2 separate regions of the Homo sapiens genome follow, and region 1 is linked to region 2. Evidence: read pairs that join two places in POLR2A ChIA-PET (ENCODE). Cell type or tissue: GM12878. All regions are shown on one strand.

Region 1 (4,000 bases), 470 kb after region 2:
CTCTAGTTTTCTTTATATACAGAAAAAACTCCAACTAATATGTGGAAGCAATGGTAGAATTAGAAAATCCCCGCTGGGTGCAGTGGCTCACGCCTATAATCCCAGCACTTTGGGAGGCCAAGGCAGGTGGATCACCTGAGGTCAGGAGTTCAAGATCAGCCTGGCCAACATGGCGAAACGCCATCTCTACTAAAAATACACAAATGAGCCGGGCGTGGTGGCGCGTGCCTGTAATTCCACTCGGGAGTCTGAGGCAGGAGAATCACTTGAACCCAGGAGTCGGGAGGTTGCAGTGAGCCGAGATTGCGCCACTGCACTCCAGCCTGGGCAACAGAGGGAGACTTCCTCTCAAAAAAAAAATTAAAAAAAAAAAAAGGAAAATCCCCATTTTTCAACCCCTAATTGAAATTACTGATTCCAGCAACATAGTGAGCAAATGAAAGGTTGTAGAGAAAAGATGGAAAGTGGAGTTTGCAATGGAGGGGTTGTCTGGCTGACGTTACTGACCCCTACTGATCTTGCCTGGTGGACAAAAGACCCACTGTGTCCTTTCGGAAGTGACGCAGTAGGCAGTGGACCAGCATCTCCTGGGAAGTACATCTCCCTCAAACATTTGAACCCATATCAAAGAAGCCTCTAGATCTGCTTCCACTCTACAGGAAACATGGGGGATCCAGGAACAAATTAAGTGACTCCACGAGGAAGCAAACACACAGTTTCAGAATGGAGAGGATTCTGCTGAGCAATGGACTCCGTTTCCTCACAAAGGGGGCGTCCACTGTGCAAATGAAGAGACGTAAGAAACATAGAACCAAATACAGCGTGTGGACCCCCATCAGACAAACCCACGGTAAAGGGGGAGCGAGGCTGGAGATAACTCGGAGATTTTTATGAACTCGGTCTTATGATACCAATGAATTACTTTTAATTTTGTCAGATCTGATCATGGCATTGTAATTATATATGACTATGCCCATTTTTAGAGATGTTTACTGAAGTACATAAGGGTGAAATGACATTATTTGCTTTAAAGACTACTTACCTCATCCAAAAGGAAGAAACAGGAAATGGGATGGATGGGTCAAGTGTCGTGTAGTCTTCGTAACTGCTTAATGTTGGTGATGTGTAGATTAGGGTTCATTTCACTATTCTCTATATATGTGGGCCTTTTATTTTTTTAATAATAAAGTTTTGTTTTGTTTGTTTTTTGAGACAGGGTCTCACTGCGTCACCCAGGCCAGAGTGCAGTGGTGCAGTCACGGCTCACTGCAGCTTCAACCTCCCTGGGCTCAGGTGATCCTCCCACCTTAGCCTCCCAAGTAGCTGGGACTACAGGTTCTTGCCACCACACCTGGCTAATTTTTTGTGTGTATTGTTTTGTAGAGACGGGGTTTCTCCATGTAGTCCAGACTAGTCTGGAACTCCTAGGCACAAGCAATCCATCTGCCTCGACCTTCCTAAGTGCTCGGATTACAGGCGTGAGCCACTACACCTGGCCAAACATTTTTTAAAAATCAAAAAGACATGCTCACTTCAGTGACATCAAGTAGGACAAAAGACAATTCAATAAGTTGATGATATTTTCAGCTTTGATGGAACGCATCCACAGCCCCTGGCAGAGCTCATCATCAGGGTCAGGTCCCTGAAATCATCCATGTCAGGTCCCAAATATCCCGCTTGTAAAACTGCATTGCATTCCATTTACCCATCTCAGAAAGATAGATGGCGCCATCAGCCTGGTTAGGATTGGTTTCAGTGACCAAGCATTTCTAATGAGAACACACTGCAGAAACCAACCACTTCCTTGCATAAGACATTCAGCTACAAACCCTGGTGGTTAAGCTGCGATGGGTTCTGCCAGCTTTGAGCTTGGGTCACAGACCTGTTCAAGGGCAAGTGTTCTTCCAGCACTCCGAGAAAGAGATGGCTGTTGATGCAGATGGCATCATACGAAAAGCTCACCTCCATTCATAAGAAGAGAATGCAAATGAAAGCATACTGAGATTTTCAAGTTGTGGGAAATCACAACTGAAAACACACTCACTGGGGATGTGGGGCAACTGACATTCTTGTACTTTATTGGTGGGAGTATAAACTGGAAAAATACCTATAAGGGGACAAATTGGCAGTATCTAGTAAAATTACCAATGCATGTACGCTTTGCTGCAGGAATTCCTCTTTCATCAATTCATGCAACTTATACTTGCTCCCAATTCAAATCACATTGGTCTAAAGTTATTTATTACTAAATCGTTTAATAGTAGATGACTTCAAAACTTAACATACTTACCAGAAGGGGACTGCTAAATAAACTATGGAACAGCCAAATACTATGTAATTTTTAAAATTTTTATTTTAAATAAAATTTTAATTTAAATTTAAATTTTTAAATGAAGAAACTATCTTTATAATTATATTTAGCTATCTCCAAAACATAGTAAGTGGACAGAAAAAAAAAGGCAAGGTAAAACAACTGTGTATATAGTATACTATAAATAATGTTTAAAGAAAATGAAAAAAGAATACTTATGCTTGCATGTGCATAAAATATATCTGGAAGGGCTGCGCATAGTGGCTTATGCCTGTAATCCCAACGCTTTGGGAGGTTGAAGCAGGAGGATCACTTAAGTCCAGGAGTTCAAAACCAGCCTGGACAACATGGTAGGATCCTGTCTCTACAAAAAAATAACATAAAATATAGAACAAAAATTAGCTGGGCATGGTGGCGTGTGCCTATAGTCCCAGCTACTAGTGAAGCTAAAATTAGGAGGATCACTTGAGCCTGGGGAGGTCAAGGCTGCAGTGAGCCGTGATCATACCACTGCACTCTAGCCTGGGTGACAGAGCGCTGCCTTGTTTGTAAAAAGAAAATTAAAAATAAAATATTTCTGGAAGGATGCCCAAGACACTAAACATTGGTTGCACTCAGGTAGCTCGGAGGAGGGAGAATTTTCCCTGTAAACCTTTTTATGTCTTTTTACTTTGGAGCTCTGTAAATCCCTGACCTTTTCAAAAAATAAAAACAATTTCCTAACAACAGAAAACAAAAAACTGTCGGTTGACTTTCAAACCAAGCTTGAAAAGAAAACATCATATTTTAATTAGGGGCTAGTCTGGGACTGGGAGTTGGAAATTGTACCCACTGGAACGTGGGCCACTAAATGGCAAAAAGAAAAAAAACACAGTTAAATTTCCCTGTAGGGGCAAAATATTTCACATCCAATTAAAGCCAACTTACTATAGCTGGTCAAATTAAGGCCAGTTTCATCTTACACTCAGGCTTCACTGTCCTGATGAGCTGGTCTCTGAAATCCTGAGGAGCAGACTCTGGAGGCTGGGCATGTCAGGGCCCCTGAGCCTAATGGCCCCAGTGTCAGCCCAAGATGGGCTCTCGGATGTGACTCTCAGGGGGAAATCCAGCTCCCCACAGCAACTGTGTGACCCTGAAGCAGCGTGTTAGTGATTCTGGGCCTTCTGCTGGGAAAATGCATGTATCAAGAATGCATCACTGAAACAGCACACAGTGGACTCGAGTTCATTTTTCAAATATATCTGTTCAAGTGAAGACAGAGCCTGTTTTTAAAATCTATGAAACAGTTCCTGTTAAAAAAAAATAGTACAGGAGCAATAAAAAACGTACCTACCTTTTAGGGCTGCTGTGAAGATAAGTTGAGTCGATACACGCACACAAAATAAAAGTTAGCTGTGGCCGGCATGATGGCTCACACCTGTAATCCCAGCGCTTTGGGAGGCCGAGGTAGGCGGGTCACCTGAGGTCAGGAGTTTGAGATCAGCCTGGCCAACATGGTGAAACCCCATCTCTACTAAAAGTATAAAAATTAGCTGGGTGTGGTGTTGGGCGCTCATAATCCCAGCTCCTTGGGAGGCTGAGGCAGGAGAATTGCTTGAACCTGGGAGGCAGAGGTTGCAGTGAGCAGAGATCGAGCCATTGCACTCCAGCCTGGGTGACAAGAGCGAAACTCTGTCTAAAAAAAAAAAA
Region 2 (4,000 bases):
CATTTCAATTATTTTTAATTTAAATAGTTATATGTGGCTATTAGCTCACCAACATGAGCAGATAATTTACAGATTATTTGAACTACCAACCCCTTGGAATAAATACGAGTAGATGATTTTGGAAGTGAGCAGTCAGCCACCAGCAAATGTAACTGTGATGATATATGTCTTTACTCAATATGAAACAAAAAGTCCCACAAAATGCCTAAATGTTATTTTTTAAAAAATCTTTCTATTCGTTTGCATTTAGAACAAGGGAAGGATTTTCAGATCTGGTGGCTGCATAAAGTTACTTCAGTTGAGGGGATTCAGAAAGTCAAGGTTAATTCTTGCCATCTACAAGGAGCCCCCAACCCGATAAACTAAAATAAACTAACAAAAATGCTTTTTACTTTTAATTTACTTGCTGATAAATCTGTTACCAATTCCCTGAAGGCCTTTAAGTGCCCCTGCTACCTCATCACCTTTCCTAAGAATATACTACCCTTCAAAATTATGAGGGCCTAGTCTTTTAGGAATCCCTAGGTTCAAATGCTCAGTGAGATGCACGCATTTTTCCTCCACATAGTTGAAGGCATTTGCCATGGTGTTAGCACAATGGGAACCAGATGATGATAAATTGAACAAGAATGGGGGCAGGCAAAACAAGAAGACATGGACAGAGAGTGAGAAAGCAATAGATCAAGGGAGTTGTGGGTCTTCTTGGTCAAAGAATTGTAGAAGAGGGATATTAGAACAAGTCAGCTGAAAGAAGTGTATGGAGTGAGTGAAATTTGAAATTGAGATGTTGGAATTGGAGCAGTCACCAGTGATGATAAGGTCCAAGATGAAACTTGACTGTGGTGGGGTGGAAAATAAATAGTATGTTGTTGGATATAAGGAAGTAAGGGAATGAGAACCAGGTGTTGGATGGGTCATCTGTTGTAGATGTTGAAGTCACAAAAAATGGCAATAGATTTAGGGTGAGGAGCCAAAGTTGTCAGGGAACTGAGGGTGGGCTGCAGTGGCATAACCCACTGGTAAATAGATGACAGCAATAATAAGAGATAGGAGGTGGCATAGAGAGATGGCATCACACTAGCTGCTCCCAGCTCCATTTATATACACAGTTACTTCCTGGGCAAAAGCTGATGTGGGAACATAGGCTCCATTTGTGCTGAGACCTCTGCCAATGAATAGAACCTGCCTTAACCTGCTTGTCCTGGGCTAGGGCCACTTCCCATTTCAGGCCTCAAATACAAAAGGGCTCACCAGCACTTCCAATTTTTGTCCAGTCCCCCAAACATATCATGAGGGTATTCTGGAGTTGGAGACCTCTATCGTTTTGAAAGAGACTCTGGTAAGGACCTATAGTAGTGATGGTTCACCGAAGATATAGAACTAATTGTGTGTGTGTGTGTGTGTGTGTGTGTGTGTGTGTGTGTGTGTGTGAAGAGAGGGAGAGAAAGAGACAGAGACAAAAAAGAGAAAGAGAGAGAACAATTTATTTCAAAGAATTGGCTCACATGATTGTGGAGGCTGGCAAGTTCAAAATCTGCAGAGTAGTTAGGTAGGCTGGAAATCCAAGGAAGAGCTGATGTTGCAGCTGAAGTCTGAAGCCAGTCTGCTGCCAGACTGGAATTTCTTCTTCCTCAGGGAGAGCTCAATTAGTTTTTTTCTTAAGACCTTCAATTGATTGGAAGGTAATATGCTTTATTCAAAGTCTACTGATTTAAATGTTAATCTAATCTAAAGAATACCTACACAACAACATGGAAGACTGAGAGTAGGAAATTGATATAAGTTATGCAAGATTTTAATTAAAATATAAATGCTTCCAACAAACTATGTTTGCTAACTCAGAAGATATCATCTCTTGCAACATTGGCCAAACTCTTGCATGCAGATATAAAGGGACATTCCATAGTGCTTGCTAGTTTCATCTTTTTATGAAGTCACCATTTCTGCACCTTCTTCTCTTTTATTCTCAAGGGAGTTCTACTTTCTCATGACTTTGTTTCTTTTCTAGATTTCTCTCATGAAAAATGAGTCTACTTCTGCCTTCTTAGAATATGCTTACTCACCAGGAGACACAGGCAGGTAATTTACATATTGCTATAGAAGAGTCTAGTGCAATACTTGTGAATTCAAAGTCTGTCATACCTGTCTTTGTTTTCAGAAAGTCTCTGTTAATCTCCTCTGATCTCTCACGAATGCAGAAGATACCAGCCACTCCTAGAGTTGAGCGCTACTTTATTCATTGGTAACTAACTTTATTATTTACACTACACAGACTTCTGCACCATAGACATAGACACTGCCAATTATAAATATTCACTGCACACCAAACTACCTAGAAATCTATTATATATTTTGGAACCTTATTGGCAAATAGGTTATGATTATTGCTTTGGCAGAAACCCACTGCAATACACAGCACCCGGCATCCAGTAGCATATTTTATTCTTGCTATTGTAAATGAATACTTGAAAACAAATTCCTGGAAGTTGATACTTTTGCCTAAGAACTGTGAGATGTCTGCTGTCTAAATCACAATGGAGTTGCTTATTTAAAAATGAGGCATTTATTGCCTGACTCCTACATTTATTAAAGTGTTTTCAGTGGAACCTTTAAAGAACTCAAAGGCAAAAAAGGGGCCATCGTTTTCTATCCCAGGAAGCGTCCCATTAATGTTCCTCGTATAACTCAGCATGTGTTGAGTAATTTCTCATCTTACATTATTATATAGAAACCCGGAGGCCAACTGACCACCCAAGCAGGCTGCTTTAGGAAGAAATAGTCTATCTTTGATTGACAGAGCAAGCCCAACATGCAGTATAAGAGTGAACAGCATATACAGACCATCTGGGAATCAAGGAAGAAAATGATACATTTTGGACTCATTGGCCGATAATAACAGGAAGCCAGAGTGGCCACGGGAGTTTGAGGACAAAGTCAAGTTCAAGTGAACCTCAAAAATGTATGAATAAAAAACCGGTTCGATTCATTGGACAGGCAGTAAAATTCTTTTTATCCCACATCCTGCAGAGAATCCTAGTTATAAAACAATCTAAATGTCTACCAGGCTCTCATCCTAGAAAAAAGTCACTTTGCCAAGGTTTACCTTATGCCCCCCAGACTTGCGTTTCCTTCTGTTTGTCTCTAAAGTTGCAGCTTCAGTAGAGTCAGTTGTTTGAACATATGGTATTTTTCTACTTGACAAAGTTCAATGGTTTCAGGTAGGCAAATTATAACTGATGTATTATTTTCAAATTCTGTTGTGTTGAAATGTTTAATGCCACTAGGAATTATAGAGGCCATAACTACAACTCTTTGGGAATTTCTCATTCACCCAATATAGTGCTAGTGAGCACCAAGAAACCAGAAAGAAGGCATTGTGTGCAAGCAAATGCCACATCTCTTATTTCCCATATTCATAACCTACCTAAGGCAATTCAGACTGAAAACAAAATTTTCTCCTAGCCTTTTCTTCTTTTCATAATCTAAATGTATCAAGATAAGGACACTTAAAACTGATACTGTAATCTACAAATCAATCACTGGAAGTTGAATATAATGAGAGGAAAAGTGATTCATTTCATCACTGTTTAAGGACAGAGGAAAAAATAATTTCATCTATTCATATATTTAAGACTATTTTTCAAGTATGAAAAAATTATGAGAGTCTAAATTATGTTAGCATTAGAAAAGAATTTCTTAATATGAAAGTCTAAGGATGCCTGGAAACCTGTGGAAAGAAAGAATTCAGATGGTCTGTGAACCTGAATGAGGAAAAAAAAATCACATCCTCATTTTTGCTAAGCTCTAATTGAAATTTAGTATTTCATTCAACTATGAAGGAAGACTGCAAATCATAGTAGCATTGATAGTACCTGTGACAGACATTTTCGTATCACGTTACATGTGTTTCAGATATTTCAAAATACCATTAACACTTGTCACTTCTTTAAAATTATAATATTTATTAAACCCACTATTGGATTTGGTTATTTAATGCATT

The links. ChIA-PET counts read pairs that join two places held together with the same protein. Peaks named below come from ENCODE experiments on the same cell type or tissue, not always from the same donor. Only the 100,000 strongest peaks of a DNase experiment are listed, where the experiment ranks them.
Region 1: POLR2A ChIA-PET joins it to region 2 with 6 read pairs; 1 of 35 experiments calls an interaction of 5 or more read pairs at or near these places.

Annotation. Positions count from the first base shown.
Region 1 is chr9:1,002,999-1,006,998 of GRCh38, reverse strand. No RefSeq gene overlaps it. Among named protein-coding and RNA genes, the nearest start is that of DMRT3, 28 kb to the right of the region's middle. In GM12878, a CTCF peak has its summit at 1,731; a DNase peak (open chromatin) is centred at 1,858.
Region 2 is chr9:1,468,205-1,472,204 of GRCh38, reverse strand. The region is part of intron 4 of LOC102723803 (a long non-coding RNA gene); the gene reads right to left. Among named protein-coding and RNA genes, the nearest start is that of DMRT2, 420 kb to the right of the region's middle. In GM12878, no CTCF peak of the experiment used is centred here; a DNase peak (open chromatin) is centred at 1,994; H3K27ac peaks cover 1,166 bases.